Linked DNA regions of Homo sapiens: all the other regions are linked to region 3. A link is a loop called in an ENCODE intact Hi-C map of the cell type or tissue named here. Cell type or tissue: GM12878. All regions are shown on one strand. Links, peaks and the distances in the headings refer to the core of each region. The heading gives the core; the rest is flanking DNA.

What was found. A loop is a pair of places that touch in the nucleus more often than their neighbours do. Peaks named below come from ENCODE experiments on the same cell type or tissue, not always from the same donor. Only the 100,000 strongest peaks of a DNase experiment are listed, where the experiment ranks them.
Region 1: it touches region 3 in a loop (3.0-fold over the local background); 1 of 110 quality-filtered maps calls a loop at or near these places.
Region 2: a loop joins it to region 3, with 2.9 times the contacts of the local background. A loop is called at or near these places in 1 of 110 quality-filtered maps.

The regions. Positions count from the first base shown.
Region 1 is chr10:108,691,715-108,702,997 of GRCh38, reverse strand. No RefSeq gene overlaps it. Among named protein-coding and RNA genes, the nearest start is that of LINC02661, 11 kb to the left of the region's middle. RefSeq lists an enhancer at 1,438-1,607. In GM12878, for the core only: no CTCF peak of the experiment used is centred there; DNase peaks (open chromatin) are centred at 5,707 and 6,047; H3K4me3 peaks cover 356 bases; H3K27ac peaks cover 1,611 bases.
Region 2 is chr10:108,847,846-108,859,128 of GRCh38, reverse strand. It overlaps the pseudogene MAPKAPK5P1. Among named protein-coding and RNA genes, the nearest start is that of LINC02661, 140 kb to the right of the region's middle. In GM12878, for the core only: no CTCF peak of the experiment used is centred there; DNase peaks (open chromatin) are centred at 6,748 and 8,444; H3K4me3 peaks cover 896 bases.
Region 3 is chr10:108,539,660-108,550,942 of GRCh38, reverse strand. No RefSeq gene overlaps it. Among named protein-coding and RNA genes, the nearest start is that of LINC02661, 160 kb to the left of the region's middle. In GM12878, for the core only: a CTCF peak has its summit at 6,244 (motif pointing right); DNase peaks (open chromatin) are centred at 4,833 and 6,222.

The DNA of each region.
Region 1 (11,283 bases), core at 3,050-8,049, 150 kb before region 3:
TTTATAAGTGTGTCTTAGACATTCTGTCATAATAGTATAAAATCAACTAAGAAACCCTCTTTTCTCCTCCTTCTTTCTAAATTAATCACTGACTCCTGTTGATCATACATTTATTTATTTTCACAATATGTCACTCTGCCTACACCTCCACCTCCTACGTACATCAGCACACACATGCATACTCACACATTAAAAGATTTGTCACCTGCTATATTTCTTGGCTGGATACTACAACAGCTTTCAACCTTCTTTCTCTGCCTTCAGCCTTACTGGAGCCAGTGTTACCAGCTGTAAACACAACAGACCACTCCTGATGTAATATGTCTGCTGAGGACTGGGAAGAAAACGCCATAGGCCTCTATCCATGCTCTATGATCCAAGGGCTTTGGCTGGGGAAGGGGTGAGTTGAAAGTCAGGGTTGAGTCTAAGCTGTGAGTTTGCTAAGACCTCCAGACGTATTTTCTGCCTTCAGAAATCAAGATTGTGGCTATACCAGAGCATTAACTTCCTCAAAGTAGAGGCAAATCCTGGGTTGTCAGAATAGTACTTACTAGTGTCATGTTAATGCTGGGTGAGAATGAAAGCAGAGATTGTATATTCGTTTAGCTAGAGAAGAGGCAGAAAAAAGAAAATGCCTGAAAAAGGCAAGTCATTCAACCTGGGGCCATCTGAGGGCTATTAGGAAACTCTTTTAAAATTATTTTCATCACCTACTTATCCTTGGTGACTGAAATTCCACATAAAGATTTATTCTTCTGGCCTAATGTACTGATTTCTCTCTCTCTCTCTCTCTCTCTCTCTCTCTCTCTCTCTCTCTATCTATCTATATCTATATGTATATATATATATATAGAGAGAGAGATATCTCTATTTATCTATCTATATATATGCCTTTCTCATATATATACACACACACATATATATATATATGCCTTTCTCTCTCTCTCTCTCTCTCTCTCTCTCTCTCTCTCTATATATATATATATATATATATATTCCCTGAGAAAGGCGATATATTTTGTGAAGTTATTCCTTAACTTTTTATCTTTCCTTCCTATCTTCCCACTGGCCTTTTTTTTTTCTCTCTCTCTCTCTCGCTTTTTTTTTTTTTCTTAAATTCACTAACAATTGAGCACCCACTCTGTGTTACATAGCCGTGAAGAAGTTAAATAGCAGACCATTCAAGTGGAAACTCGAAGTGGATCACTTTGGGTGTCCACTTGGCATTAAAGACTGATGTCCAGAGGTGCAAAGGGGCTGATTGAGGATTAGAGGCACATTAGTATCTGATTTCAGGGTTTCTACGTCCAGTTCTGCATTTTGATGTTATTGCTCTTAATTCTCCCACTATGAACCACCTTAGTTTAGCTCACTAAACTAAGTTTATTTTCAATATTTGCCCTATCTTTGTTTCATATATCTATATTTAACAATATATCTGTATACATCTATATATTTCTTATCTGCTACATATAGATAATAACTGTAAAAATAAATACAATAAATACAGTGAAAATAAAATAATGTTATCAAACCTAACTTGACATAATAGCTCCAAACTGAGACTTTGCCTTTATTAAAACAAAATAATTAAAATAATTGTAAAGGACAAACTTTCTTCATTTAGGTGATTCAGTTCACAGCAATGGCTTTTAACCTTTATTACCCATTATCATCACCTGAGGAAGCTTTTAAAAATTGACTTATGCGTAGGGTTCCAGAAAGTCTTATTAAATTGGGAGAATAATCCTGGCATTAATCATCTACAAAATTTCTCAATTAATGATAATTTGCACAGTCAGGCTGGGGCACTGCTAGCTCAGGAGCAAAGACCCCAGATTCTAGGATCAGACTGCCTAGGTTCAAATCCTGCTTTATCACTGTGTGACCTTGGTCTTTTACTTTGCTAAGCTTCAACTTTCTTATCTGTAAAATAGAAATGAATATGTATCCATGTCATAAGGCTGTATGAGAATTAGTTGAGTTAATAAACAGAAAACACAGAACAAAGTCTTGTATATGATAAATGTTAAATGGGTGTTTAGTTTCATTGTTATTTTTATCAATGTTTGGGTTCTTGCAGCATTTGAGGTTATCTTGAATGCACAGAAAGACATAATTTCCAGACTTTGCAGCAACAATCCTTTGCTAATGAATTTTCCCCAAAGTAGTAAAAATACACAGTAAGTACTTTGTGACAGGGTGATGGGAGGCTTACAGGAACCATGCCTGTATGTTCTCCACAACCAGCTATCATGTTAGAGTCCAGTCAGCATAAAGGTACCAGACTCTGGAACTACAAGAGATAAGTCGTACCAGGTTGATGGGAGATGGGAATAGAAAGAGTAAAAGGTGAGAGTGAAAGAAAAACACGCCTTCAGTTTTCTTCTACTAAAAGCTAAAGATAAAGAAAATAAAACAACACAAAACAAAACAAGAAGAAGGTGGCTACTACCACTGTGTGAATGCAACGGCTCCTTTTCTTCCTCCCTCCCTTCATTGTTTCTTTCTTTCTTCTCATTTCTCCTCCCTTCCCTTCTGCTTTTCCCTCCCTTGCCAACCCTCCTCCTCCCTCTCCCTCTCTGTCCCTTGCCTACCCTCTTCCTCCCTTCTCCTCCTCCTCCTTCTCCTCTTCCTCCTTCTCCTTCTCCTCTTCCTCCTTCTCCTTCTCCTCTTCCTCTCTCTGTTTCTCTAAAGAGAATAAACTTTCTTTATCTGGGTCACACGCCAGGGAGTTGATCCTGAGACACAAGAAAAAGTGAGAAGCACAGAATGAGCTCTGTCTGTCACTGAACTTGGTCTTGCAGATCCACACTCTAATACTCATTGAGGTTCCTCAGGTCCTCATGCTGAGCATGAAAGGTTATCAAGTACTCAGTTCTGACCATTTGAAAGAGGTCAAAGTCAGTATTTGGAGAGACATAGTAGTTTGTTGTGACACTTTCTCCAAGGTAGATTCTTAAGACTGTCTCAAGATGTATTATACAGAGAAAGGAGCGTTAGCCATAAAAAAGAATGAGTTCATGTCCTTTGCGGGGACATGGATGAAGCTGGAAACCTTCATTCTCAGCAAACTAACACAGGAACAGAAAAACAAACACTGCATCTTCTCATTCATAAGTGGGAGTTGAACAATGAGAATGCATGAACACAGAGAGGGTAACATCACACACAGGTGCCTGTTGGAGGGTGGGGGTGCTAGGCAAGGGATAGCATTAGGAGAAATACCTAATGTAGATGGGTTGATGGGTGCAGCAAACAACCATGGCACATGTATACCTGTGTAACAAACCTGCACATTCTGCACATGTATCCCAGAACTTAAAGTATAATAAAAAATTTAAAAATTAAAGAAAAAATGGAGGCCATAGTTTGGATATACCCCAAGGCCAACTGCTCTAAACCAGGTAACCAAAACATAAGTCATTCTGATTTCACTGGAATGCCAGCTCTAATCATAAATGAAATAAAAAAAGGAAGTTATAAGTTCTTATAAGCATGATTCAGTGAAATTAAGACAGTCAGCTATAGACAGAGCAGCTTAAACAGTCGGCTTACCTAAAAAAGAATGCTTAATGGACTTGGTGCATTGGCTCATGCCTGTAATCCCAGCACTTTGGGAGGCCAAAATGGGAGGATCACTTGAGCCCAGGAGTTCACAACTAGCCTGGGCAACACAGTGAGACTCCATGTCAATCAACAAAATTAGCCAGGCATGGTGATTGGTGCTCTAGTCCCATCTACTCTGGAGCCTGAGGTGAGAGAATTCTTTGAACCTGGGAAGTTGAGACTGCAGTGAGCTATGATCTTGCTCTTGCATGCTACATGCTAGCCTGGGTGACAGAATGAGACTCTATCTCAAAAAAAAAAAAAAAAGAATGCTAATATGTAACACACAATGCTAATGTATTTTTTAAAAAGGTCAAAATACATTCTCCCTTATTCGCTGTGATCTGTAACTGCGTAACTGCTGTTAGCAGGCTTCTTACCACTTTTCAGTTCGTAGTTTTTCAGTTCTCAAACTGTTCTTTTATATGTGCAATAAACTAAACGTCTTTAATTTGGCCTGATTTGACTTTTGATAGAAAAAATTACTTTTCAAATTGATATACTACTTTAATGTATAAGATACCACAGCACATGTATGTAATATCTCCCATTCTGGGACCCTGTGAATTGGTTCTTATCTAATTATTATTTTTTAAGGTATTTATTAAGATATAATTCACATACTATAAAATTCATCCCTTTAAAGTGCACAATTCAGTGATTTTAATATATTCACTGAGTTGTGCAACCATCACCAATAATTTTAGAACATTCTCATCACCCAACAGAAAACCCCTGTACCATTTGCAGTCACGTTCCATCCCCCAGTCTGAAGCAACCAATCAGGCATCCTCTGTCTTTACAAATTTTCCTATTCTGGACATTTCATACAAATAGAATCAAATAATATGTCGTCTTTGGTATCTGGACTTTTTATTTATCATGATGTTTTCAAAGTTCATCCATGTCGTAGCATTTATCAGCATTTCATTATTTTCAAATGGCCAAATAATCCTCTGTCATATGAATATACCGTTTTGTTTATCCAGTCATCAGTTGATAAACATTTGGGTTGTTTCTACTTTTTGGTTATTATGAATAGTGCTGTTATAAATATTCCTGTACAAGTTTTTGTGTGGACATATGTTTTCATTACTCTTTTTTTAATTTTTATTTTATTATTATACTTTAAGTTTTAGGGTACATATGCACAAATGCAGGTTTGTTACATATGTATACATGTGCCATGTTGGTGTGCTGCACCCATTAACTCGTCATTTAGCATTAGGTATATCTCCCAGTGCTCTTGATTATATACCTAGAAGTGAAATTGCTGGGTCATAGAGGAACTCTATATCTAACATTTTGAGAAACTGCCAAGCTGTTTTCTAAAGTGACCACATCATTTTATAGTCCTACTAGCAATGTATATGAGTTTCAATTTCTTCCCATATTCAGCATCACTTTTTAATTTTGGCTCTTTTTGATTATAGCCATCCTAATGGGTATAAAGTAGAGTCTCCCGTTTGTCAATCATGGCTATGATGCTAAAATTCTCATCTTCCTTTTTTTAAAGTAAGTTTTCTAATACAGAGTTCCTCCTAAAGAAAGCCCTGTTCCCCTTGGCATGTTTACAGTGACTCTCACATAAAGGGAAAATTAATACAAACATACTGGACATTTTCCATGGGATGGGACCTACATTAAGCGTATATTATCTCACTAGATCTTCTCAACTGCTGTTTTGGATGGACAAGAACATACGACCATGGTAGTCTATTATTCTAAAAAGTTATTGAACAAAACATACCTATTTAAAACCCCAGTTGTAAAACCTCAGTGTCCCCAACCGTCTTGATTTCCCCAAATAGGTTGTTCCATTTCTCTCATGAGTGCCCTTTAAGTATTTCATATTACAAAGGGAATTATTTTTCCAGTGACCTTGGCACACTGAAAACACCCCTGGCAAGCTCATTTAAGCTCACAGAACACCAGAGGAAGTAGTTAGAGAGAAAGCAGGTGGCTTCAATATACTACTTTGGCTTTCAGCTAGTAAGTGCTCTCCACATAACTCCTAATCAATGAGTTTTTCAGCAAAAGGTAGGTTGAGGGGAAGAGTGTTAGTGAGGAATGAGAGAGACTGATAAGTATTTGAGGATTACATCACCCAAAATGAAAGACAAACTCATGAATTGAGTAGACAGAAGATTTGACTCACTCAGTTGCTCTATTGATGTAGCCAGATTATTTTCTTTCCTGAAAGTTGCACATAAGAGAATAATCATCTAAAAGATATTCTTATTGTGTACTTTTATTCTGTAAATGTTCAAAAGCCAATATGTGCAAAACCATTTAGCAAAATGCCACCATGGGGTTCATAGTTTGTAATTTTAGAAAAGCAACCAAAGGCTGCTGTACCTCATAAATTATTCAGTAAGGAGGTTTGAGTAAGATTGAAAAGTAGAAGTAAAACCTACACTCCCAGCAGGCGAAATATTGTTTGACATTTTTAATCATAATGAAACATACGACCTAGCGGGGCAAAACTAAAACACATTTGCATGTCAAAGAGTAGGTTCCATTTAATTTGTTTAAGTTTCTTTGTTAGCATTTCTGTTTCTTATGAAATATCGTCAAGGTTATGAAGAATATAATAAGTATCTAAATGGTTGAGAGATATGAACACAGATAAAAACAGCTGATTTTCTGGCCAGTCTTTGGAAAGTGAGAAATTTGTATGCAAGAAGCCATTTCTCCCCTTTGCTTCTTTAGTGCAGTTTTATTGCATTTTCAGAAGGCAAGAAAAGTAACCAAAGTATCGGCCAACTTACATTTATACAATGTTTTGTCTCCTGACTGTGCATACAATTAAGGACTTATACTCTTTTTCACATTTTTTGCCCTTACCTCAGGAAAAATGTCATGACAGCAAACCCTTAAGTTTAGGGGTTTACTTAATCATTTTATCCCTGTCTTAAAGGGAATGGAAAGGAGTTGGGCCTGTGATTTAGAGGAAAATTGAATTTCACAAGTTCAGATTTAGAGTTGAGGCAACTTGAAACCTAAATTTTTCTTATCCTGAAAAGCTTTAAGATTATTGAAGAAAACAAAATGAACAGACAAAAAAAAACTCTTTCCACATATATAATCAATTTTTTTAATTTTGTGATAGGTTTTTATTTCTCATTGAATAAGCTGAAAAGTAACTTTAATGGCTAGTGAATTGATGTAAAGGAACACACATGTTTTCCATTGATTTTCCTCTTTTTAATTAATGCCATAATTTCTAGTTGAGAGAAGACTGAGAGAAACTGATTGATGCTTAAAAAGATATTCTAACTTACCAGGAAATCATCCTGAGAACCTGTGGTTAAATGATTCAGTTGGCTTAACAATGTGTGGAAGAGAGAGTTTTGCAAGTGTTTACACTTCACAAAGACTTTCCAAGAGTTGGATTTTGTTGAGCTGACCTTTAATGCACAGAAGAGATGTTAGGATTGGAGACACGTGGGTATGGCTCTGTGTTTGTCTGGGTCTATTCTCTTGACTACTGCTTCTAGTAAGGTTGGATGTTCCTCCAGGTCTGGGACAGAGCATGACACCTTTGGTTCTATAGCCCCAGTGTCTGACATTTACTGGAAAATCAAATATTTGAAAGAGTAAATGTGTAACTGCACAAATGAGTGAATGAAATGAAATTATGGCTAAATCTGGTCTCTTGGAAGGAACAGTGTTTCTTTGCATGTGATGGCATTTAAACGGATTTATGCAGTTGAATACTCACAGATAGCCCAGTCTAGGGTATGAGCCACAGGCCGTTTACATAATTTGAATGAACTCATAAATGAGTTTATTTTAAAGGGGGACCTAAATATTAGTTGTTTTGCTGCAAAATTAGGTGAAATCACTCTTAATTTCCCAAATCTGTAATTTCTCCTACCAACCTCCTTCTCTCACGAGCCTCTCTTACAGCAATTTTCCCAATTCTAGTGTCCTCAGTTTAGCTGGATCTCCAAACCCAATCCTGTCTCTGTCTTCTTCTTGCTATTTTGTTTTGGGTGAGTTACCTAATCTCTCCTAACATAAATTGTTCATTTGTAAGAGGAGGTGCAAACACACTTCTCAGTGTTATGAGGTTTTAATGCAATCATAGATGTCTTTTACTGAGTACATAGAATCTTGTACATAGATTTGATCTTTTCACATAGTCCCATATTTCTTGAGGCTTCGTTCATTTCTTTTCATTCTTTTTTCTCTAATTTTGTCGTCCCACTTTATTTCATTAATTTGATCTTCCATCACCGATATCCTTTCTTCCACTTGATCAAATCAGCTATTGAAGCTGGTGTGTGCTTCATGAAGTTCTCGTACTGTGGTTTTCAGCTCCATCAGATCATTTAAGCTCTTCTCTACACTGGTTATTCTAGTTAGCCATTTATCTAACCTTTTTTCAACATTTTTAGCTTCCTTGCGATAGGTTAGAACATGCTCCTTTAGCTCAGAAAAGTTTGTTATTACTGACCTTCTGAAGCCTACTTCTGTCAACTTGTCAAACTCATTCTCTGTCCAGTTTTGTTCCCTTGCTGGCAAGGAGTTGTGTTCCTTTGGAGGAGAAGAGGTGTTCTGGTTTTTGGAATTTTCAGCTTTTCTGCTCTGGTTTGTCCCCATCTTTGCGGTTTTATCTACCTTTGGTCTTTTATGTTTGTGACCTACAGTTGGAGTTTTGGTGTGGATGCCCTTTTTGTGGATGTTGATGCGATTCCTTTCTGTTTGTTAGTTTTCCTTCCAACAGACAGTCCCCCTCACCTGCAGGTCTGTTGGAGTTTTCTGGAGGTCCTATCCAGAACCTGTTTGCTTGGGTATCACCAGTGGAGGTTGCAGAACAGCAAATATTGCTGCCTGATCCTTCCTCTGGAAGCTTTGTCCCAGAGGGGAACCCACATGTATGAGGTGTCTGTCAGCCCCTCCTGAGAGGTGTCTCCTAGTCAGGCTACATGGGGGTCAGGGACCCACTTGAGGAGGCAGTCTGTCCATTATCAGAGCTCAAACACTGTTCTGGGAAACCACTGATCTCTTTAGAGCTGTCAGGCAGGGATGTTTAAGTCTGCAGAAGCTGTCTGCTGCCTTTTGTTCAGGTATGCCCTGCCCCCAGAGGTGGAATCTAGAGAGGCACTAGGCCTTGCTGAGCTGCAGTGGGCTCCACCCAGTTTAAGCTTCCCTGCCACTTTGTTTATTATACTCTATGAGCATAGTACTGCCTACTCAAGCCTCAGCAATAGTGGACAGCCCTCCCCCTGCAAAGCTCCAGCATCGCAGGTCGAACTCAGACTGCTGTCCTAGCAGCAAGAAAGGCTCTGTGAGCATGGGACCCACCAAGACAGGCACAGGATGGAATCTCTTGGTCTGCCGGTTGTCAAGACCATGGGAAAAGTGCAGTATTTGGGTAGGAGTATACCATTCATCCAGGTACAGCCACTCATGGCTTCCCTTGGTTAGGAAAGGGAAATCTCCCAACTCCTTGCACCTCCCAGGTGATGCGATGCCCTGCCCTGCTTCTGCTTGCCCTCCGTAGGCTGCAATCACTGTCCAACCAGTCCCAGTGAAATGAACTAGGTACCTCAGTTGCAAAAGCAGAAATTACCCGTCTTCTGCATCAGTCTTGCTGGGAGCTGTAGACCAGAGCTGTTTCTATACAGCCATCTTGGAAGTGATTCCCTCCTTTAGTTCTTTGAGTATCTTTAAGAGAGCTGTTTTAAAGTCTTTTTTTATTAGGTAAATCTGCTATGAAGTCTTTCTCAAGGATAGTTCCTCTTTTGTGTTTGTGTTTTTTGTTTCCCTGTAAATGGGCCACACTTTCCAATTTAATTGTATGCCCCGTAGTTTTGTTGTTGTTGTTGAAAACTGGACATCTGAACTAATAATGTGGCAGCTCTGAAAATCAGATTCTCCTCTTTCTCCAGGACTTGTTGTTTTCAATTTCTGTAGGCTGTCTCTGTGCTGATGATCAACCTGAGGTGTAAACTTAAATTCTCTTCAGGTGTTTTCTGAGCATGAGCCTTTGCCTGGGTATGCACAGTAATTTTTAAAATGTTCCAAAGTATGCAGTTGCTTTTCAATGTCCTAGTGTAGTTTGGCTCCACAAAGAAGAAAAAGAGAAAAAGGAAAGTGATAAAAAAAAAAAAGGCAGTGGACATTTCAATCTCCTCAACGTCATTCAACGGAAGGGAATTGGGTTTGTTTTAATGGGGGGGTGTGAAACAATAATAGCTGCTCACCTCTGGCTTAGGCCTCAGTGATTAGAAACAGCAATCAGAGTTCAGAACACAGATCCCCAATATTTAGAAGACAGGTCTTTATTGCTGTCCCACACCCCAGTTCCTACGATATGCATGGAAGCTGCTTCAGGAGCACATGCACCGGTGCCTGCCATGGGGCTGTGCATGGGGAAGTAGTAGCTGCTGTTGAGCTAAAAGCTGAAATTGACCAAAGTTAACCACAACTGAGTGTTGAAGCCTTCTCTTGGAAGCTTCAAGGCTTTAATAGACTCCATAGATCCAAAACAGTCATATAAGGCAGATTCTGCAAGCTTAATTGTTATGTAAGGGGGAGATAGATTCCTGGTGCTTCCTACCCAGTCATCTTCCTAGACTCCTCCTCTTGGCCTTCAGTTCTTAGTCTTCTTATCCATGTAGTTTAATAATGGTTTAACAATTGCTGTGAGAATATGTGCACATATTTATATTTACTTATGCTCTTTATGATACTTCTGAGACCTATGAGCTAGAAATTGACTTATGTAAAGTGGCTTACGTATTTCCTTTGGAGAAAAGAATGTTTTGGCTCATTTCAAAGTGTTGCATGCTCTCTAAGGAAAAATGCAATGTTTCTATACATATTTTAAACGAGTAAGAACCACAAAATTGTCTTACCTGTTCATGGAAATAATTGAGTTACTAGTTATTGGAGTACTCTGTCCCATCACCTTTTTTTCTTCTGAATTGTGAGAGGGCTTGATTTAATGGGCCTGACTTTAGACATCGGAGAATTCTAATTCTATTTCTCCTCTTACTAGTTTGGCAATTTGGGAGAACTATTAACATCTCTATATCTCAAGTCTGTATTTGCTAAAATGGGAATAATAAGAACTAACTCAAAGGCATATTGTATACATGGTCAGCAAACATACAAAATGAGATGAAGTATAAATATGCCTAGTCCCTAACTGGGCTTCAGCAAATGCCAGTTTATTTCCCTCCTTGAAGCTGAACTGGGCAGCTTGCTCTGCAGTACAGAGTTGCCTAAAATAATGCAATGATGAGACTTGAATACCAGGTCAGTAGCCTGCCAAGCTCTTTTTTCTAATCTCTCCTACTGATTCTTAAATATGGCCCAGATCCAAACTTCCCTTCAGGAGCTTGTTTTTATCCACAGCCCAATCTAGAATGTTTGGGTCCTTGACTTGACTTAGTCTAGTTCCTGGAGAGGCTTACCTTGTCTGGCCTTTGTCTTTCTCTTTTAATCAATAGGAGTTATGCTTTTAATAAAGAAAAACACAGCATATTTCAGAACAATGTATTATATGATAATTCCAATCACAAAGAGCAAAGTTGACTCTCTCTGTTTTATCAGTATATTACTATTTGAATGTTTGTCCTCTTCAAAGCTAATCTTGAAATTTAATTGCCATTGTAACTGTATTAAGAGCAAGAAACTTTAAAAGGTGATTGGGCCATG
Region 2 (11,283 bases), core at 3,685-8,684, 310 kb before region 3:
CCATGTCCCTACAAAGGACATGAACTCATCATTTTTGATGGCTGTATAGTATTCCATGGTGTATATGTGCCACATTTTCTTAATCCAGTCTATCATTGTTGGACATTTGGGTTGGTTCCAAGTCTTTGCTATTGTGAATAGTGCCGTGATAAACATACGTGTGCATGTGTCTTTATAGCAGCATGATTTATAGTCCTTTGGGTATATACCCAGTAATGGGATGGCTGGGTCAAATGGTATTTCTAGTTCTAGATCCCTGAGGAATCGCCACACTGACTTCCATCACGCTACCTGACTTCAAACTATACTACAAGGCTACAGTAACCAAAACAGCATGGTACTGGTACCAAAACAGAGATATAGATCAATGGAACAGAACAGAGCTCTCAGAAATAATGCCGCATATCTACAACTGTCTGATCTTTGAAAAACCTGAGAAAAACAAGCAATGGGGAAAGGATTCCCTATTTAGTAAATGGTGCTGGGAAAACGGGCTAGCCATATGTAGAAGGCTGAAACTGGATCCCTTCCTTACACCTTATACAAAAATTAATTCGAGATGGATTAAAGACTTAAACGTTTGACCTAAAACCATAAAAACCCTAGAAGAAAACCTAGGCATTACCATTCAGGACATAGGCATGGGCAAGGACTTCATGTCTAAAACACCAAAAGCAATGGCAACAAAAGCCAAAATTGACAAATGGGATCTAATTAAACTAAAGAGCTTCTGCACAGCAAAATAAACTACCATCAGAGTGAACAGGCAACCTACACAATGGGAGAAAATTTTCGCAATCCACTCATCTGACAAAGGGCTAATATCCAGAATCTACAATGAACTCAAACAAATTTACAAGAAAAAAACAACCCCATCAAAAAGTGGGCAAAGGACATGACAGACACTTCTCAAAAGAAGACATTTATGCAGCCAAAAAACACATGAAAAAATGCTCACCATCACTGGCCATCAGAGAAATGCAAATCAAAACTACAATGAGATACCATCTCACACCAGTTAGAATGGCAATCATTAAAAAGTCAGGAAACAACAGGTGCTGGAGAGGATGTGAAGAAATAGGAACACTTTTACACTGTTGGTGGGACTGTAAACTAGTTCAACCATTGTGGAAGACAGTGTGGCGATTCCTCAGGGATCTAGAACTAGAAATACCATTTGACCCAGCCATCCCATTACTGGGTATATACCCAAAGGACTACAAATCATGCTGCTATAAAGACACATGCACACGTATGTTTATCACGGCACTATTCACAATAGCAAAGACTTGGAACCAATCCAAATGTCCAACAATGATGGATTGGATTAAGCAAATGTGGCACATATACACCATGGAATACTATACGGCCATAAAAAATGATGAGTTCATGTCCTTTGTAGGGACATGGATGAAATTGGAAATCATCATTCTCAGTAAACTATCGCAAGAACAGAAAACCAAACACCACATATTCTCGCTCATAGGTGGGAATTGAACAATGAGAACACATGGTCACGGGAAGGGGAACATCACACTCTTGGGACTGTTGTGGGGTGGGGAGTGGGGCGAGGGATAGCTTTAGGAGATACACCTAATGCTAAATGACGAGTTAATGGGTGCAGCACACCGGCATGGCACATGTATACATGTATAACTAACCTGCACATTGTGCACATGTACCCTAAAACTTAAAGTATAATAATAATAATAATAAAATACCATTTTCCCATTAAAATGTTAGTTAGAGGAATGGCTAATTATAGGACATGGTCAGGAAATGTACAGGATAAGCCTTGAGTATTATGTGGTGCCAGAAATTAAGAAAATTCTTAAACAAAAATACACTGATGGGAGTGTGTCAAAGGGGCACAGGAGCCTAATGAAAGAGCTTCCAAGGGCCAAAGTGGACCAATGTGAAAAATAAAATAAAGTGGTATTGAAATATAATCCAAAGTATAAAATGAATATCCATTAATCTATAGTGATGTAAACGAATGAATGAATAAAATTTTATAATTATTATTATAAATAATATTTCATAATAAAAATAACTTATTATGGCAAAGATTTCCAAATAGTTTATGTAAGTACTATACTCTCAAGAGATAAAGCATACCATCCCACTCCATGTGGGCTGCACGTGGTAGCTTATTTCTAAAGAGTACAGTATGGAAATGAGAAAACAAAGTATAAATTTACAGTGAAAAATCCTGACCAATACTACCTTGGTCAAGGGATCAATGTCAGCATTAACAGTAAGAAGTCATGTCAATAGTATAATATTATATATATGTTATGTGATCAATATAGTACTTCTGTGACAGCCTGAAATTTGTAACTTCAGTCTAATAATAAGAAATAGATCAGAGAAATTTCAATAGAAGGACATTTGACAAGACACATGATAAGTACTCTTCGGAATTTTCCAGGCCAACAAAAACAAGGCAAGTCTGAAAAACTTTCGTAGCCAAGAGAAACCTAAGGAGACATGACAACTAAATGTAATGTATTATCTTTATTGGAAACCTGAAACAATAAAAAAGACATCAGGCGAGCAGCAAGAAAATCTCAATAAAATATAGACTTTAGTTATTAATATATCAATATTAGTTAATTCATTGTGACACATGTATTATACCAATGTAAGATGTTAACAATAGGTATAATTGGCCTTGTGATACATGGGAACTTTGTAATATCATTGCAATATTCTTGTAAATCTAAACAGTTGTATAAAAGTTTAACAATTAACTTCTAAAAATTAAAAAGGGGGCATAATATTTAGCCACTTCATCTACGAAAATATAAAAATGGCAAATAAGCACGTGAGAAGATGCTGAACATCAATAGTCATTAGGGAAATGCAGATTAAACCACCGTGAGACCACTCTATACCACTCATCAGAATTGCTAAAATTTAAAAAGACAGGGGAATCCAAATGTTGACAAGGATGTAAAGCAACTGAAACTCTCATACATCACTAGTGGCATGGCAAAGTAAAGGAGTCTGCAGTTTAGTTAACGGTATTGTATCAATGTTAATTTTCCATTTTTGATATTGTATCATAGTTACATAAGATGTTACCTTTGAGGAAATATGGGAAGGACTGTATGTACTAGTTTGGTAAATTCCTATGCCTATATTTAAAAACATAAAGTTAAAAAGAAATGCATTAAGACATTAGTTTATGCTTATTAAGATTTTATAATATAAAACTCTACAACTATTATGCAACTGGTTTAATTTTTACATCTTTTCCAGACAATACATGTTTTACATTGTTATATTTGATTATATAATTGTTTGATGTCTTTTATCTTCTAACTATGTTGGATATGTAAACATTTCTTCATAGAGCAGAATTTTAGGATTGTTTTTTCTATTTCTAATTTAAAAATGTGACTATGATCTTGATACAGATTAAATAGAATCCAGTGGATCACGTCTGTAATGCCAGCACTTTGGGAGGCCGAGGCGGGTGGATCACAGGGTCAGGAGTTCGAGACCAGCCTGGCCAACATGGTGAAACTCCGTCTCTACTAAAAATACAAAAATGAGCCAGGTGTGGTGGCGGTCACCTGTAATCCCGGCTACTCAGGGGGCTGAGGCGGGAGAATCGCTTGAAAGCAGAAGGCGGAGGTTGTGGTGAGCTGAGATTGTGCCACTGCACTCCAGCCTGGGTGAAAGAGGAAAACTCCATCTCAAAAAAAAAAAAAAAAAAAAAGAATCCAAAGATAGTATAGGTCTTTGATTTTGATGACCATTATTTGAGAAAAGTACATAGTTTTTCCATGTTTAAAATGATACAATGAGAAAATTTAAGTAATTTACAAAGAGATGAGGGCATTTGAGTAGCAGAGCCAAGTCTGGCACAAATATTTTCTTATAATGAGATTTTCTTGCTAACCTAATAAAAGTATATAGATATTTTGTTTTTATGTGTTTTATTTTGCTTAAATGTAATTATTGATAACTTTCCAGTTTTTATAGGATTTTTAAATTTGATTAGAAAATTGATTTCTAAATTTAACAAATTTTAAGAAAGGATGTCAAAAGAGGAGAAAAAATTGTTTTATTATAATTTTATAAGAAAATAATTAAAAATTAAGATGATTAATATTTTATGGCAAGTATTTCTGCTTAAATGTTTTACATGCTTAAAAGGCACAAGGGAAAAAGAGAAAAAGGCACAAGGGTTATATGAATTATTTTAATTCTCATATAAGTCTTTGAATATTTTACTGCAATAATTTTCAACTTTCAAATGAATAATGGAGTATTAGAAATGTCAACAGCTAGCAAGATCAAGATTATACAGTAATTTTGAGATTTATAATTCAAAGCAGATTTACTTTATTCTTAGTTACCATATTTTACTATCTTGCTATTCATACAAAGTAGATAAGATGGTTAGAAGATACCCTGAGAGTATCAGTAACAGATTGTGAGTGGTAGGTTTTGAATTTTTTCTATTTTCTCAAACTAGATGAATAACTTGGGTAAAGCCTTGCAACTAACATTTTCTTGGATTTCTTCATTTATTTTGTGGCTCTGTAGTATGGGCTGATAGTTAAAAATTCATGTTTTTATTGAAGAGGATAGTGTCCTGTAGGAGTGAATGTCTTGCCCAAGGTCACTAAGTAATGCACCAGCTGAGAATCTCAGCTTGTGTCTCAAATATGCATAACGATGGATGCTCAGCCTATCTCAGCTGTGGATCAGCATGTGACCCCACTTTGATTACAAGCAGTTATTATTTTCTTCATACAAATTCTTTTCCTTCTTTCTTTAATGAGAATGGTTTTGTTAATATTGTTCTGACATGTCATCTATTATAGTGCCAATTATTCAGGGAGAGGTTTAAAAAATATTTTGTTCCAGATGGTTTCATAATTAATTGGTTTATTATTTTCGCAGATGTTGGAAAGGAAACTTCAGGGTGCAAACCAACAACATCATGGCTTTTTTATTCATTTTGTAAAAACAATTGTGTCAAGTGTCACTGGAAGATTCTGTGGACTATGAGTCAAGCATGTTGTGATTTTATAAGCTGCATCAATTATTTGGGATATAAATTGATATTGTTGCTTTTTTGGGAGATAGCTCTTTGAATATGAATTTAGTAGTAGTCCCACGTTAAATGTCCCTTCAACTCAATTTTCAGAAAAGTCATGTGATTACTTTCTTTTGCATTTTTGTACTATTTGATGGCTTTGAAAGTACTTAACCATGATCTTTGGAAGAAAGCCAGGCAGATACTATTATCCTCAGAACCACATTGAGGAAACTGAAGTTCAGAGAAGTAATTTATTAAAATGTCATCCAGCTCTCCAATAAGTAGTGAATTCAGCCTCCTGATTCCTAATCTAGTCCTCTATACATTATTCTAATACTACAGCATCTCCTGGATGTAAGATTTCTAATATAGATACAGGTTAAATATGTCCTACACTCTCTGAGGGCCACTCACGTCTGCAGAAATACAGAAGATTGGTCTTCTATGGATCATCTTCTAGCTAGTTCTCAAATACTTTGGTTTTATGAAAGGAGACATGAGAAGCTTTTCACTGAAAAGTTCTTAATTTTAGAATTTTAGATGGGTCATAGAGGTCATGAAATTCAACAACGCATCCCAGCTAAAAAGCTCTACTATACCCTTGCTGACATATATTTCCTGCCTTTGATGGAAAGTTTTTAAGGATGGGGTGATATATGTCTACTTTTTTTAAATTTCTGGGTTTGAAACAAATTCTTCTTAGAGGAAGTCAATATTTGTTTTACTCTAATTATTGTCTCAGGTTTGCCAAGTGCATGGAGCAGATCTATTTGCTGTGTGGCACAATGGTTGAATTAATTGATTTAATATTTCATTTTGACTCAAATGATCTTCCTGTAAATCTTCAGCTATTGATACTATTGCTTTGTCTTTGCCAGATCTTTTTTTCTAAAAATACCTTGACTCTCTAGTGAAATACCATATCAAAAGATTTCTAGGTTTCTCATCTGGCTGGTCATTTTCAGTTTTCACTAAACTTAAAATTCTTCAAGATGTGTGAAGCCATAACACCTCCCCAGAGTTCTGCTAATAGCTGAGGAGTAGTTGAAGTAGTTGTGATGCTTATGATGAGAAAGGATGGAACTTATTTTGGGTAATAATGCAAAGATGGCTGCCAAGAGAATCACATTTCAGCAAGTTCTTAGTTGCTTTGCTGTTTTATACATCAGAAAGAGAAGGTAAAATCAGTACAGAGATGTGGAATGAATGTAGAGAGAATGACTGAGAACTCTGCTCTTCCTTAAAGAAAATAATTAAATTGAAGATTCTGGTCAGTAAGAGAATTCGTACTCAGGAGTGACAAATCCCTTGGTTAATTAATAAAAAAATAAATTGAGGTATTGTATTTAAGAACAGTTATATAGCTCATTAAACACTTCTTGGGAAACAGACAAAATAATACTGGAGAATAATTGCATTCTTAGGGGCGCAAAACCCAGCGGAAGTCCAACCATCTATATTTGAGGAACAAACTGATATTGAACTGTAAGTGCCTCCACTCTTCTCTAAGGGACCTCTTGTTCCTGATAATGATATTATAATTACAAAATATAAGAATTGTGACAAACCATAATTAGAAGCGCTATGACCTGAAATTCAGTTAGCTTCACTTTCAGTTTAAGTCTCGGGTAGAGAGTGGGCATGTTTAATGCAGTAAAGATGAAACCACAAAGGGAAATTTTTGGGTTGTACTGAGCACAGAGGCTAGGGATCTTTTGCGGTATTGAAGACCTATGGAAATCCTCACTGACTGTGGTACGTAAATTATGCTTCAGGAATTGCTCTTGCTCAATATTTCAACCTGATGCCATTGCCACATGGAAGGAGATCTGTGAGGGAGCAGCCATTTTTATCTTAGGATCTGAGACTAGAAAAGTTGTCAAGATAAGCAACTTATTTTAGTGTGATTCTGTTTTAGAAAAATATGTCTTGAATTTGGATACTGATATGAAGCAATTAGCTAAGTGGTAATTAATTTCAAAATCGATTTAAGATACCAATAATTATTCACAGTCAGGAAAATAGAATTTGGTGTATGTTCTTATTATTTGTACTGAATATAATCAGGATCAATGATTTAAAGTAAAAATATGGAAAATTCAGAAAAAAGATCATAAATATGTGATATATATATCTCATATACATATATGAAGGAAATCCTCAATAATCGTTTTTCCTCTGTAGACTCTTCATTTTTGTTCTAGGAATATCCCTAGGTGCTTTATCTAGAGCTAGATTTTATAAAATTGGTATTCTACAATGTCCACTATTTGTAAGTTGTTTTCTCACTTAATATTGCACAAATATTTTTGTTATTAAATATTATTCTAAATCTTGATTTTCATTTATTTTTATTTTTTGAGACGGAGCCTCGCTTTGTCACCCAGACTGAAGTGAAGTGACACGATCTCAGCTCACTGCAACCTCCGCCTCCTGGGTTCAAGTGATTTTCCTGCCTCAGCCTCCTGAGTAGCTGGGATTATAGGCGTGTGCCATCACGCCCATCTGATTTTTGTATTTTTAGTAGAGATGGGGTTTCACCATGTTGGCCAGGCTGGTCTTGAACTCCTGACCTCTGGTGATTCACCCACCTCAGCCTCCCAAAGTGCTGGGATTACAGGCGTGAGCCACCGCGCCCAGCCTAGATCTTGATTTTTAAGGATTGTGTATCATATCTCCATTTTAAAATATTGTAACCCATGATGCCCTGTGGGTCTTGGGGTTTTTGCTCTTCTAAGCATTCTATGTTCATAAATATTTATTGTATTTGTAATATATATGCAACATAAATTCCGATTTATACAAATACATTTATCATAATAAATGGTATGAGTTTTTAGGCTTTCAATATATTATAAATGGTCTATGTCTATGCTCCATAATCAATAATATGTATTAACATTAAAAGTAAAGTTTGGAAATTTATAACATAGTATGTCATTTGATGCTATAATAACCTGTGCCTCTACTACAGCAAGTAGATGTCACTGATATTAAGATTTCTCTGATGTTTGATGCTGGCAGCTAATGTCCTGGATCAGGAAGTTGAATGTTGAGTTCAACCAAGAGTCTCTGACATTGGCTTGCCGCACAATCTTGGACAAGTTTCTCCATTCCTGTTCCTTAGTTTTCTCATCTGTAAAACGGAGGTAAGAATAATCCCAACCATTTGTACCTCATCATCAAGAGATGCTATGAAAATAATTGAGATCACCTTTCAAATCCTTTTCAGACTTCAACTACCTGCCGAAGGTCTGTGTATAGTTTAATACCCTTGTAGTGTTGTTTGTGACAAAATAGGAAATGTTTATGTTTATGTATTTAAAAAATCTATCATGTTACTAAAATCCTAACAAAATCTAAGACTGGAAGTAGTTTGTGGTTTACATGCCACATCCTCTGCTAAGGTTTTCACATGCAAATAACTACAAAATATATATTCTGACTTTCATCCATCATTTAGACAAACATACAGAGCCTATGAGAGAATAAATAAAAGTATTTGATTAAATCAATGGATTAAAATTTATAATTTCATACAAATACATGATAAAACCAGATATAAATGGTTTTTAATATGTTACTTTTAAGAATATTTTTACTTGTTGAGTTGAAGTTTAAAGCTTAGAAGAGTCTTAGACATCTTTCTTATTCTCTTATTTTCTTTCATGCATACTGAGACAGAAAAGAGGAAGTGAAAGAAATGAAAACTAGCTCTAGACTTTAGGTTTCCTGATTCACAGTTCAGTGCTTTTCAAGCAACAGATTTTGCACTTTGTGCAAAAACTGATTAATCTCTTTTCCAGAGGAATAACTAAATGTATGATGGCATATATAAAAGGATATTCCACTTATTATACTTCACAATTCCAGAAAACTGAGAAGAACCTAAAATTTCCTGAGTAGGAGCTTTGTAGAGGAAAGCTGAGTTAAGAAAATCAATGCAAGATTATATAGCCATTAAAACTAAAGACATATAAGTTCATGTAGTAACTTCAAAGTATGTCCATAATATATTATTAATTGAAAAGGACCAGACCACCAAACAGCAGGTGCAATTGCAGTATTCTCTGTGTATAAAATTGCAGATGTACATTTTATAGATACATACAGTTTCCGAATGATGTCTGAAAGAATGTTCAAAATGTCCACAGTGGTTATAGTCAGGTTGTGAAACTCGGGGTGACTTTTTAAAAATTTAAGTGCTTATTAAGCAGAAATGTCACTATACTTGGTTTCTTGCTTACTGTTCATAGTTGGTTTATTTACTTTATTACTGAAGAACCTTGTTGGGTAATACCATCTACTGCCTTATGAACATAAGAATAAGCAGTTCTAACATAATATTTCTAGGAAGTGAGTTTTTCTTAATACTTTACTACCAATGATTTCTGTATTTACATATATAGCATTATTAAACTGTATCAAAATGTAATAAAATATATAAAATTCATTTAGGGAATATTTTTTCATATTTTTTAAAAAATATTTTTTCAAATTGTCATTAATTGGATTCATGAGATGTGGTTTGCTTTTCTACACAATTTCTGCCAGTCTTAGTGAATCTATTTTATGTTTGATTTCACAACATTCCAGCTGAAGCTCTGCAGAATATCATTTTGGAATTTGCATCCCTGCTATAATCCAAAACTCATGTATGGCTTCATTAAGCTTCTTATCTTTATTTTTTTTCTATCCTTTGAGAGAATACACAGAGCATCATATCTCAGAGTTTCCCCATGTCAGCATTCAAATCCTTCACTCCATTATCACAACCATAGATGGAAACATTGTCCTTTGGCTTGATGAAAGTAGCATTCTCTTTCTTAGAATGGGGTTATTCACAGAGTGCAGGGGGTTAAGGCTGATTATAGTACATGAGCCTGCTAGATTCCTGCAGCCTTTGTCTTCTCCACCATCAGTTGAGTGCAGAGCAGCCCATTACACAGAGATTCAGTCAAATTGGGTTTCATCTGCTCCCCACTCTCTTGATGGTAGACCTCTCCTCTAGGTTGACCTCATGGAGTTTTCTCACATCTTGCTCACCTCTGAGGTCTGGCTTCAGGCCTGTGCTTGAAACTTGTCACTGCTTCTCTTTCAGGATCTTTCTCCACATGTATTTTGGGATTGTCTTGCTATTGCATTTGGAGTAAAAAGGAGAGACTCCACATAGCATCGTGTAGGTAATTACCCTGACAGTCCACCTACCACAGTCCTGGTTGTAAGTGTATCATGTTAGCAAGGTAGATATGATGCCAAACTCTTCTGAGGAATTCTCGCATCTCCTGAGGTGCTGCCTAATAAAGGGTGAACTGGCGTTTTGGTCATGTCGCTTTGGTGAGTTTTGACAAATTCAGTTATAAATGTCACTGGGGCATCCGTAAGATTATCCTTCAAGGGCAGATTGTCAGGCATAAGCTCCCTATATGTGATCTCTAACATATGACAGTGCTGTGGAGTCAGAGCTATCTGCTTTGGTACTTGGCTGACTTGCTGCTCTGTAAAATGCTTGTGCTGGGCCATGCTGTGAAAGAGCTATCTCCCTTCCATCATTTCCATTACCATTGAGTCAAACCCTGGGTCTGGACTCATGAGGAAGCTACGCTGTTAGCTAACACTTTAATAATATGAACTATATTGGGGCATGTGGCACATACTGTGTTTACACATATATCATTTCTAGCTTTGAGGTGATTAAAAGGAATTTTCAGTGTACAGAAATTCTCAGCCAGATTTTTTCCACATAAATTCTCAGCCAGTTTTTTCCCCACAATCCTGACTTAAACTGGATTACTAATCCCTGATCTTAGCCTGAGTCCAGGAAATACTGTATTTCTTGAAATGAATGTTTCCTTGATGACATCATCATACTTTCTTTTGACATGCTCCATGAGGACCCCACCCTTGGAGATAGAGATCTTTAACGCTTTTTATATTGTTTGAATTATTTATAATAAATTCCATCTGGTCTTTTTTCTGGCTGGATATCTTTTATTTCATTTATTAATTCTGTAATTTGTAATTTTGCATAGGTAAGTGATACTGTTTCTGTTTCCTTCCTTTCTTTCTCTCTTCATTCCTCCCTCCATCTTTTCACTTTCTTTCCTTCCCCTCTCTCCTTCCTTCCCTCTCCCCTCCCTGCTCTTTCTTTATTTCTTGCATTTATAAGCATAGGCCTTATGGGACATTTTCTAAAGTTGTAGCACACTTGTAAAATTAAGAGT
Region 3 (11,283 bases), core at 4,117-9,116:
TATAAATTTATAAACTTCAATTCAAAATTTCTAAGTTCCAATTGCAACTTTACCATATATTTAATACCCCTTGAGAATTATTCTTTAAGAGTTAATAATATATTTGACCTTAAAAGAGACCTAGGAGAACATCTACTCTGAGGTTTCCCAAAATGACCCAATTATCATTTAAATATAGCTAATATGATTATATCTCAGGAGTTTTATTAATTGCTGTTACCCAGAAATAAGTGATTTCATGAATAAGTGTGTATAGGATACACTGGGTTAATTAGAATGAATCAGACTTCTCTTTTGCAGGCTTCTCAGAGCCTTTAGAATGCTAATATGATGGCTCCATTTGAAAGCAGATGCATTTTGGGCATTTCTTGAATTTTGGTCGATAGATTTCTTTGGTCATGTTGATTTTCACAAACAATACGTTATATTTTGAAAGGACAGGACTAAAAGAAACATAATTTTACTAAAGAAAAAAACTAAGGCAGTGATTTATTTAGGCCATACCTCTGGTCAATGGATAATACCAGAAACTGAGCAAGAGAAGAGGATGGGGAAGGTCACTGAAAAGAATTTTACCCAAAAAGGTGGGAGTAATACATTACAATATTTTGTAGCCTGCATAATGATAATAACAGAAATGTACCTAATAGTAAAGCAAAATGGAAAGTGTTCAGGTATTGTTTATGGCAGGAATGATGTGACTCTTGCATTAAATTCGTATTTGACTTTCGGAATACAAAACACTAGACGAGAGCTTTACTTACACCATTATTCCAATAAATATAAATGTTTTAATAATACATGCGTGTATTAAATTGTGTTTCAGAGATCTCATGTTATTAAAGGAGAACAGATTGCTTTATACAAACTTGTCATATTTCATATGAGGTAATTAATGGGAGACCTATCTTGGTTAAACTGTAATGTCTCACAATTTGTTTGTGCCATATCTGAGCCAGGAATTTGGTTCTCTTTATTCCTACAGCACAGAGCTTCCTATCCTACATGATTGTCTATTGTAATGCCAAATTACAAGCAGTAAGTATAATATTGTATTTTTATTTAAATGTTCATTTATTTTTGTAGGACAGGGAATAATTGAAAACAAACACATACACGAAAATACAATTTAAACAAAAAGACTTGCTCTGATTCCACTATTGCAGGCTGTGTCTATTACATGTTCTAAGTCCTTTAAATTTAGCTAGTCTAATGCAACTCTATAGTCACAAGGCAATATTGAACAAAAACCATACTTTTGTTCACCAAACATAAACTGTGAATGTGCCCAACTGTGTGCTGGAAAACAAGATGAATCCTGAGGACAAATAAATATCTTCTCTGTCTGCCAGGACAACACTCATGATGAAATCAGCATAAGGTCTAATGTTGATTGGGAGCTACAACTTAAAGAAAGATCATTAGAAGACCTGGGTTAGAACCTGATCTACTATATACTATGTGATTAATTTTGTAAATAATTTTGTAAAATTTAAGTACAAATTTGTAAAATCCTAGAAGGTCTTGGGCTATTTCTCAAATTATAACCAAATCAAACAAAGGGAATAATTAGGTGAACAATGGAGAATAGAATTGCCTCACTAAAATTTGTCCCATTTTTGGTGAAAAGATCTTAGTCATAAGAAAAAATTAAATAAAATGATGCAATTAGAGAATTGTTTTCTCAAATAGTTCAGAAACAATAAAAAGATTGTAAGGTTATCTGGAGCTGGGATGCATGCTTCACTTTCTATTATAGCTTCCCAAGAACTGAATGCTTATTAAGTCTTGATTTTCCGTTAAACATCTATTACATATTAAACTTCAGAGAGAGATAAACCACTGTAGAGGACAGGGAGCAATGTTAAGAGTCTTGGTTGGCAGCAACATGTCAGAAAACGACAGTTCACATTAAGGGGAATGAAAGTTTGAAGAAATTTTTAAAGTCACTTACATCACTGGATATCTTTACAAAGTTAGTTGCTATGTGCAGAAGAAAGATGCTTGAAACCAAGAATTCACAGAAAGTGGAAAAATCTAAATATGTTCACTCAGTCCTCAAATTCAGGGTTTAGGTTTTGGCCCAGAGCCTATTTCAATGTCTTATTTTAATTGACAGTTTTACTGGATCTGCAAAGCAATAAGATTCCAGAAGGTATAATTCATTGAAAGAAATCACGATCTATAATGATATATGATTTATCCATTCACATTACTGAGCTATTTAGAGTAAATTATCTATGAGATAATGTCATTAGTTTAACAGTGGCTGCAGTTGGTTTTGTCAGTATAATTTTAAGCCGTATAAAATTTTTAGAAACATATTTAAATATATATGTGTGTATATATATATAATTATATAATAATATATATAATTATATATTATTATATATAATTATATATATTATTATATATATTATATTATATATAATTATATATATTATATAATTATATATTATACAATATAATATATATTATATATATAATATATAATATTATATATGTAAAATATATTATATATTATATATAATATATATAATTATGTTATTTATATAAAAATAATAATATATGTATTATTTTTTTAGATGGAGTCTCACTGTGTTGCCCAGGCTGGAGTGCTGTGGCATGATCTCAGCTCACTGCCATCTCTGCCTCTTGAGTTCAAGCGATTCTCCTGCCTCAGCTTCCCAAGTAGCTGGGATTACAGGCGCACGCCACCACGCCCCGCTAGTTTTTGTATTTTCAGTAGAGACGGGGTTTCACCATGTTGGCCAGACTGGTCTGTAACTCCAGACTTCAGGTGATCTGCCCACCTTGGCCTCCCAAAGTGCTGGGATTACAGGCCTGAGCCACCATGCCCAGCCAATTTCCATATATTTTTTATACTGGGATTTCAGAGAGTAATTTCCTCTTCATGTGTAACCAGTTATGTGAATTAAAACAGATTCAGCCTTCTTTTACGGTTGTGAAAAACTGTAATTCTTCCTCTCAAGTTCCCCCTTGGAAGGAGGGATATTTCAGGCTCAACATTGTCCAGTCTGACCATCGTTAGAGAGAAAGGCCTTAAAATGTATTTTCTAAAAGCTTTTCTATAACTAATCAACTTAAGTGTCAGTTGGGTGTCTGAGATCTGTAAGACTTTGAGATTATTGCTCCAAATTCCATAGGACACTAATCTCTTTCTTCTTAATACTGTTTTTACTAAGATTCAAGCATAAGGGGCTTATATCCAAGGGGATTTTTCCTAAGAAAATGTAAATATATAAATATATGTACAGAAATTATTAAGAGTAGAAACATTTGAGGAATAGTGTGTCTAATAGCATATACTCGGTGTTTTCCCCATGAGTAAATGAAAAATGTTCAACATATATGAAAAGAATAAAGTGAAAAGTAAGATCTTCAAAGAGGATTATTCGCTGCTGGAAAGTAAGTAAAAAGCATCACAGAAGAGGCCAGACTCTCTGGCTCATACCTGTAATCTCAACAATTTGGGGGGCCAAGGTAAGAGGATCACTTGAGCCTAGGAGTATGAGACCAGCCTGGGCAATATGGCAAGATCTTCAAGACCTTGGCTCTACATAAAAAAAAAAAAAAAAAAAAAAAAGCACGCTGAGCATGCTCCTTGCTCCTCTGGTCCTAGGGAGACTGAGGTGGAAGGATTGCTTGAGCCCAGGAAGTAGGGGCTGCAGCTGTGATTGCATCACTGCCCTTCAGCCTGGGAGACAGTGCAAGGCCTTGTCTCAAAAAAAAAAAAAAAAAAAAAAAAAAAAAAATCAAGGAAGAGGACCCTTTTGCTTCAAATAAGCAAAAAGAAAAGAATAAAGTGAATTTGTTTTCCTATATGGTAATTGTGAATTTTTCTATTCCATAAGGTAATAGGGTCATAAATGCTGCTAGCTGATGAGGCTGGGCCACTGCAACACTTAGGTGACATATCCATTAGTTGCAGGTACTGCTAGAACCAGTGTTACTAGTACTGCCACCATCTGCCAGTAACTGAGAACCAACACTCTTCCCAGTACTGCACCAAGAGGAACCTAATGCATATTTCATAAGCTTTCTAGGTAGATAGATGTCCATGTTCCATGGAGTGGTCCACCATTTGCTAGCTCTATGTCCTTGTGATATTCCTTTATTTTCTCTACTTCTCACTTTTTCATGTGTAAAATGAGTCTCCTGGTGCTATTCATCTTATAGGTTGTTTTCAGTACAGTTGGTCTCTGACATACCATGTTTTGACTTACAATTTTTCAACTTTACAGTGGATTTATCAGGACATAAGTCCATCATAAGTCAAAGAGCATCTCTATTATGTAAAGTGTGTATCACAATGCCTAGAACACAATAAGCTCTTGGTGAAGAGTTTTCTATTATTATTCTTTTTAGTGTTTTCGTTAATATTGTTGTTAGTTTCTCTTTCTTACCTATGAAAACTACATGAGAGATACAGGACTTTGGTGACTTGAAAAGCTAAATCACTAAATAAGTGTCATCATAAAGAATGATATCCAGAGAAAGGATTATGAGAAGATGGTAGAGTAGGAAGCACCAGGAATCCATCTACTCACCTACATAAAAATTACAGTGGAAGAATCTGTTTGATGTAAATATTTAGAACTATTAAAGGCTTTCAACTTCCAGAAGATTTTAGTTGTATATTGTGATTAATTTTGTTCAATTGCAGCTCTCAGTGCAGTAGCAACTACCTGTCTATCTGTAGCCACCGCCTCCCCAGCCTCCCACTCCCTACTCCTCACAGTCATAGAGGAGGGCATCCATTGTCTGTTGCACCTGCCCCCATTTGTTGATTGTTGCAAGCCCCTCCCCTCTGGCTGAAGTGACTTCCTGGAGGTTTACAGGGCCAGTGATTTTCATTTTCACTTCATGTTCTCTTTTTTCCTTTATGAGAGTCAGACATTGTTAAAGATTAAGATATTAAAAAGCAACCACATATGTGCAGAAATTAGAAAGCCACCACAATTGCTCAAGGAAAGGTGCAGGCTCAGCAAAGACCTAAACAGCCTCAAATTTATACCTCAAGTTCATCATCAGCACAGAGAAAACCAGCAGCACAATTAAATTTTTAAAAAAGCAAACATCAAAAAAAAAAAAAAACATCCAAGTGAAAAAGAATAAAATTGGACCCGTAATTAACACCATATATAAAAATTAACTCAAAATTAATGTAAGACCTAAATATAAGATCAGAAGTGATAAAAGTCTTAGAAGAAAGTGAAGCACAGGGCACATCTTTATGTTGAGAATTCCTAAAACCCAAGAACAAAAACAAAATAAAATTTATAAATGAGGAAGATACTTGAGTAGACATTTCTCCAAAGAAGATATACAAAGGATCAAGTATTAGGGACATTAGGCACATGATTAGGGAACATCCCTAATCATTAGGGAAGTAGAAATCAAAACTACAATGGGATACCCTCTCGCACCCATTAGAACGGCTGCTATCCGAAACAAAAACAGATAAAAAGTGTTGGTGAGGAGGTGAACAAATTACAATACTTGTGCATCGTTGGTAGGAATATAAAATGGTACAACCACCGTGGAAGGCAGTATGATAGTTCCTCAAAAAATTAAAAATAGAATTAACATAAAATCCAGGAGTTCCAGTTGAAGGTATATACTCAAAAGAATTTGAAGAGATATTTTGAAGAGATATTTGTAGAATTATATTCACAGTAACATTAGCTAATACGTAGAATCAAACCAAGTGTCCATTGACAGATGGATGAATAAGTAAAATATGGTACATCCAATGGAATATTATTTAGCTTTAAAGGAAGGAAATTCTGGCATGTTTACAAGATGGATGAACCTTAAGGACATTATTCTATGTGAAATGAGCTGGCACTAAAGGACAAATGCTGTATGATTCCACTTGTGTGAGGTATTTAGAGTAATCAAATTCATAGAGACTGTGGGTAGCAAGCCACCCAGGTGCCGAGGCAAGAGACCGAAGGCACAAGCTGTTCCAGTATAATAAAATATATAGAATCAGAATAGTTATACTAGAAATAGATTATAGATATGATTATGAATATTATTAATAATTAGTTTGTAGCATTACTCTTTACTCCAATATTATAGTAATATTTCTTCTACAATTATAACCTAGGAAAAACCAGGCCATGCAGAGATAGGAGGTGAAGGGACACGGTGAGAAGTGACCAGAAGATGAGTGTGAGCCCTCTGTTATGCCCGGGCAGGGCCACTAGAGGGCTCCCTGGTCTAGCGGTAACACCAGTGCCCGAGAAGGCACCTGCTACTTAGCGGACCTTGGTCTAGGGATAGCACCAGTGCCTGGGAAGGCACCCGTTACTTAGCAGACTGGGAAAGGGAGTCTCCCTTTCCCCGGGGGAGTTACAGAAGAATCTGCTCCATCACTTCTTGTGGAAGGCCTGACATCGGTCAGGCCCACCCACAGCCATCCGGAGGCCTAAACGTGTCTCTGTGATGCTGTGCTTCAGCGGTCACGCTCCTGGTCCACTTTCATGTTCTGCCCTGTACACCTGGCTCTGCCTTCTAGATAGTAGTAGCAGAATTAGTGAAAGTATTAAAGTATTTGATCTTTCCGAGAAATACATAAAAGAAATAATGATGTAAGCTGTCCCCTCTCTCCACCTTGGCTACCAAATAGGGAAGGGACCCCTGTCTGGTAGACACGTGACTCGCATGACCTTACCCATCATTGGAGATAACTCACATTCCTTACCCTCTTGCCTTGTATACAATAAATAACAGCGCGGCCAGGCATTCGGGGCCACTACCGGCCTCCGTGCCTTGGTGGTAGTGGTCCCCCGGGCCCAGCTGTCTTTTCTTCTATCTCTTTGTCTTGTGTCTTTATTTCTATGATCTCTCGTCTCCATACACGAAGAGAAAAACCCACAGGTCCTGTAGGACTGGACCCTACAGAGACAGAAAGTAGAATGGTAGCTTTCCAGGGCTATGGGAATGGGGAAATCGGGAGTTATTGTTCAATGAATATAGAATTTCAGTTTTCCAGTTGAAAAGAGCTCTGGAGATGAATTGTGGTGATATTTGCACAACAATATGAAGGGACTTAGTATGACTAAACTGTACACTAAAAGATGGTTAAGATAGAAAATTGTAGTTTATATGTGTTTTGCCACAATTTTTAAAAAATGAAAAGAAAAAAGAATCAGATCCAATTTTGACTTTTGGACTGTGCTATTTGTACTTCTATGGTAAAGTGAATGGTACTCCTGACTTAGCAGATTTCAGACATGTTTAGAGAAGATTTTTACTCATCTTTGTATCACATGCAGTTAATAATGAATAAATAATATTCATTCAACAGAAAGTTATTAAACACTTTCTAATGTACTTGACACTGTGCTGAGTAAGACATATCTTCTGAGATATTTGCAACATTTTCTGTTCTTTAGATTTATTTTATAATTTTTATTGAATTGGTTGTAATGATGCCCATTTATTTTGTTATATTTTTTAACTCAAGAAAGTGTTGTTTTACTTTATTTTAGTTTACACTTTTGGTTGTTGCTTTTGATTCATTTAGTTTTTGTTGTTGTTGTTGTTCCAGGACAGCATGTGTGTTGTCTCTGCCATACACTTTCCATCTTTGTATTCATTATTCTAATCAGTTTTTTAATCTTCCTATATTGAGGAAACTGAAATTGTATCATTTGTTCCTAATCTTCTGCAGCATCAATGCTGCTCTTCAGTGCCTCCAATGCTAATTTATCCATTTCCTACTAGTCTTTTGTTACTTGTGTACTTTACCCACACACACATCTTTCCTTTTATCTTGTTATACCTTTTCTTCTTTTGGATTTCAATTTTTTTAAGCCATGTGTACTCATAATTCCTAAAATTCGTATTAGATCATATTATTTTAGTAACCTTTCCAATAATGTTCTTTTTCCTGATCTACATGATTCCCCATTAGCCTTAATTTCTTTGTGTTTTCTCTTTCCTCTGCTTCATACAAGTGAGAGCTATCTGGGCTTGATTTCTGTAAAGAGGCTGATGATGTTTTTTGGCCCCTTTTATGTCTATTTCTGTGAAAATCAAATTCCTTAAGAGCTCTACAACTTAAGGGAAGATTCATGTGCTCAGGCAACTCTTTTGATTCCCACTTTATAGGTGATGAAACTAAGTCACTAAGAAACTTTCCCAAGGTTACACAACTGGTAAGCAGTAGCAGTGAAGTCAGCAGTGAAACCCAGGCAATCTGTCTTCAGAGTCCATGACATAAACCACTGTGTCAAATACTTCCTGGTGCCTTTTCTTTTAACTTTTGTCAATGTATACTATAATCAGAGAAGAACACATACATCTTAAGTTTACAGCTTGATAAATATTTACAAACACAGCACACCTATACAGTCAGCTTCCAGAATATTACCAATTCCCAGTCTCTACCATGCCCGTGAGATTTACCATTGTTCTACTTCTTTAATAGAAAAAAAATAGTTTCACCTGTTTTTGTACTTTTATACAAGTAGAAATAACAGTATTTATTGTGCCTGGTTTCTTTCTTAAACATTACGTTAAGTATATCCATTCAATAATTCCTTTGCTATAAAGTAATGGCATTGTAGGAATATCCTGGGTATGTATTAATATATTCATTGTAATGCCGATGGACATATGGGTAGTTTCTATTTGTTTTTGTTTTTTGGAGGGAAGGGGCTATAAAAATATTGCATTTTAGTTAACATTTCAGATGTGCATATGTCGAAGGGTGGACTTTCTGAGTCTTAGGATAGTCCATTGCTCAGCTCTGTTAAATCATCCTGAATAATGTTCCAATGTGGCAGTGCCAGTTTAACTCAGCTACGGTGTGTATAAAGCCTTTGGTTTATTCACACTCTCAGCTGGTATTTTATAATCAGTAGCTGGTGTTTATCTTTTCAAGTAAACCAGGTTTAATATGTGTTTCCATTATATCTAAAGAACTTAACATCTTTTCACATATTTATTAACTATCTTGGGATTCTCTTTCTTTTTTTCTTCTTTTCTTGAGACAGGGTCTTGCTCTGTCACCCAGGTTGGAGAGCAGTGGTGTGATCATAGCTCACTGTAGCCTTGACCTCCAGGGCTCAAATGATCCTCCCACCTCAGCCTCCTGAGTAGCTGGAGCTACAGGCATGCACCACCAAACTTGGCTAATTTGTTTATTTTTTTTTTGTAAAGACGGGGTCTCGCTATGTTGCCCAGGCTTCTCTTGAACTCCTGGACTCCAGCAATCCTTTCACCTCAGCGTCCCAAAGTGCTGGGGTTACAGGCATGAGCCACTGGCCCTGGCCACATTTTGTTATCTGTTTCTTGTGAAGAGCCAAGACTTGTCCATTTTTCACTTGGGTTCTGTGACCTTTTCTTATTGACTTGTAGATGTTCTTAATGTTTTCCGAATACAGTGCCTTTGTCATTGCAGTTTTTGCCATTGAAAGTCATACAAAAATGTAATTACTTTTGCACCAACTTAATATTTTTGTCACTATGTTCTGCTAGCCTATAGTTTCCCTTTTCACTCTTATTAGTGTCTTGTGAGGACAATATATTCTTTTCATTTTAGTAAATTTTTATTCTTCAGTTTTTCTTGTTACAGATTTTATGTACTGTTAAGTATCTTTATGTATATCAAAATGATATCCTCCATTATTTTTCTATAAATGTTTTTACTGCCTTTCCATTCATTTTTAAATTTGACCGTCTTTGAAACTGATTTTGTGTATGAAGTGAAATAGGGATCTAGATATATTTTATATCAAATATATACCTAATGGAGATCTTTTCCTCATTATACTACAGTTCATCTTCTCCATGACTCTCAGTGGAGTTACAGGTGTAGCTGCTTTCTAGATTCTGTGTCATTGGTTGTTACCTATCCTTGGGCCAACATTATGACATATTTACCACAGATTTGAAGTACTATTGCTATTTGATCCTGTACATTCTTCAGCTTTCTTCTTTTGCTGCTTCAACCTTGCCTTTGGTAATCTTGGATTATTAAATTTATATTTGAATTTTAGAATTAACTTGTTAATTTCTACAGTGACTAATGCATGCACACACACACACAAACTACTGATATGTACTGAATTTACAGATTAATTCAGGGAGAAATTGTATCTGTACAAATGGAATCATTTAAGCCATAAACATTTTGTAGCCCTCCATTTCATGTGTTTCCTTTGTGTTTTTCAGGTTCTTTCAATGATATTTTTAGTTTTTTTTGTTATAACGTAGAACTGTTACATACCTTATGAGATATATATATATATATATATATATACACATATATATAATTACATATTTCTAGATGTTTGATGATTTTTAATGCTTTTGGAAATCACAGCATTTGCAATTTCTTTGATGCTATTATAAAGAGTGCCATTTATAACTCTATTTTCTAGTTGTGTATATAGAGTCAGGTGTGAAATATTTAGTTAACCATGTATTCAGTGACTTTGACAAATAGACCAATTAATATTAATACTTTGCCTGCAGATTACTTTAGGTTTCCTAGATAAGGAACTTTCTACCATAGTGTGATAATTGTAATTTCAAATTGTAATTTCATTTCATTTTTTTCCTACTTAGTAGAGAATTATTATTTTCTTGTTTTATTTCACTTGTTGGCACCTCTAGTACAATATTTTTAAAAAGAAAGTTGAAATAGATAGTAGAGATTTTTTTCTGTTTCCTACTCTCAAGGGAGTTCAATATTCCAATATTGTGAGTGATCACAGGTACATGTAAAGTGGTGGAACCTGGACCTGGTTGTATGTGTCTAAGGATGGGAGTCTATTGTTTTATTCTGTCTTCTTTCCTACCACTTAGCTTCTGCTTGGTCTCCATCTCATTTTTGGCCAATCATTCTCTGGCTGTGCCATGAACATTTTCAGCATTGGTAGTCAAGCAATTCTTTTTCTCTGCAATGAAGTCACCAAGCTGGCTTCTATGGAAGGACTCCGAGGGTATTCCTTTCAAGAGGATGGATACCCAGTATGAAGGTCTCCAGGTCAAATTGAAAATTTGTTCCTAGAAAAAGTGATGCCCAAGACACAACATATACTCTTTCTAAGGTCTGGCAGCCCTCCCAGGGTCCACCAGAGTAATACCCTTATACCCAAACACACTTTCTCACCCAGGGCCACCCAGCCCTATGTCCTCCACTGCTTCGAGTTTCCTGGGGCCTTCTCTTCAGATGGTGTGAAATTTATGTTGTGAGAGTTTCCCAGCTTCCTGGCTTTCAGGATATCTTCTGATTTATTT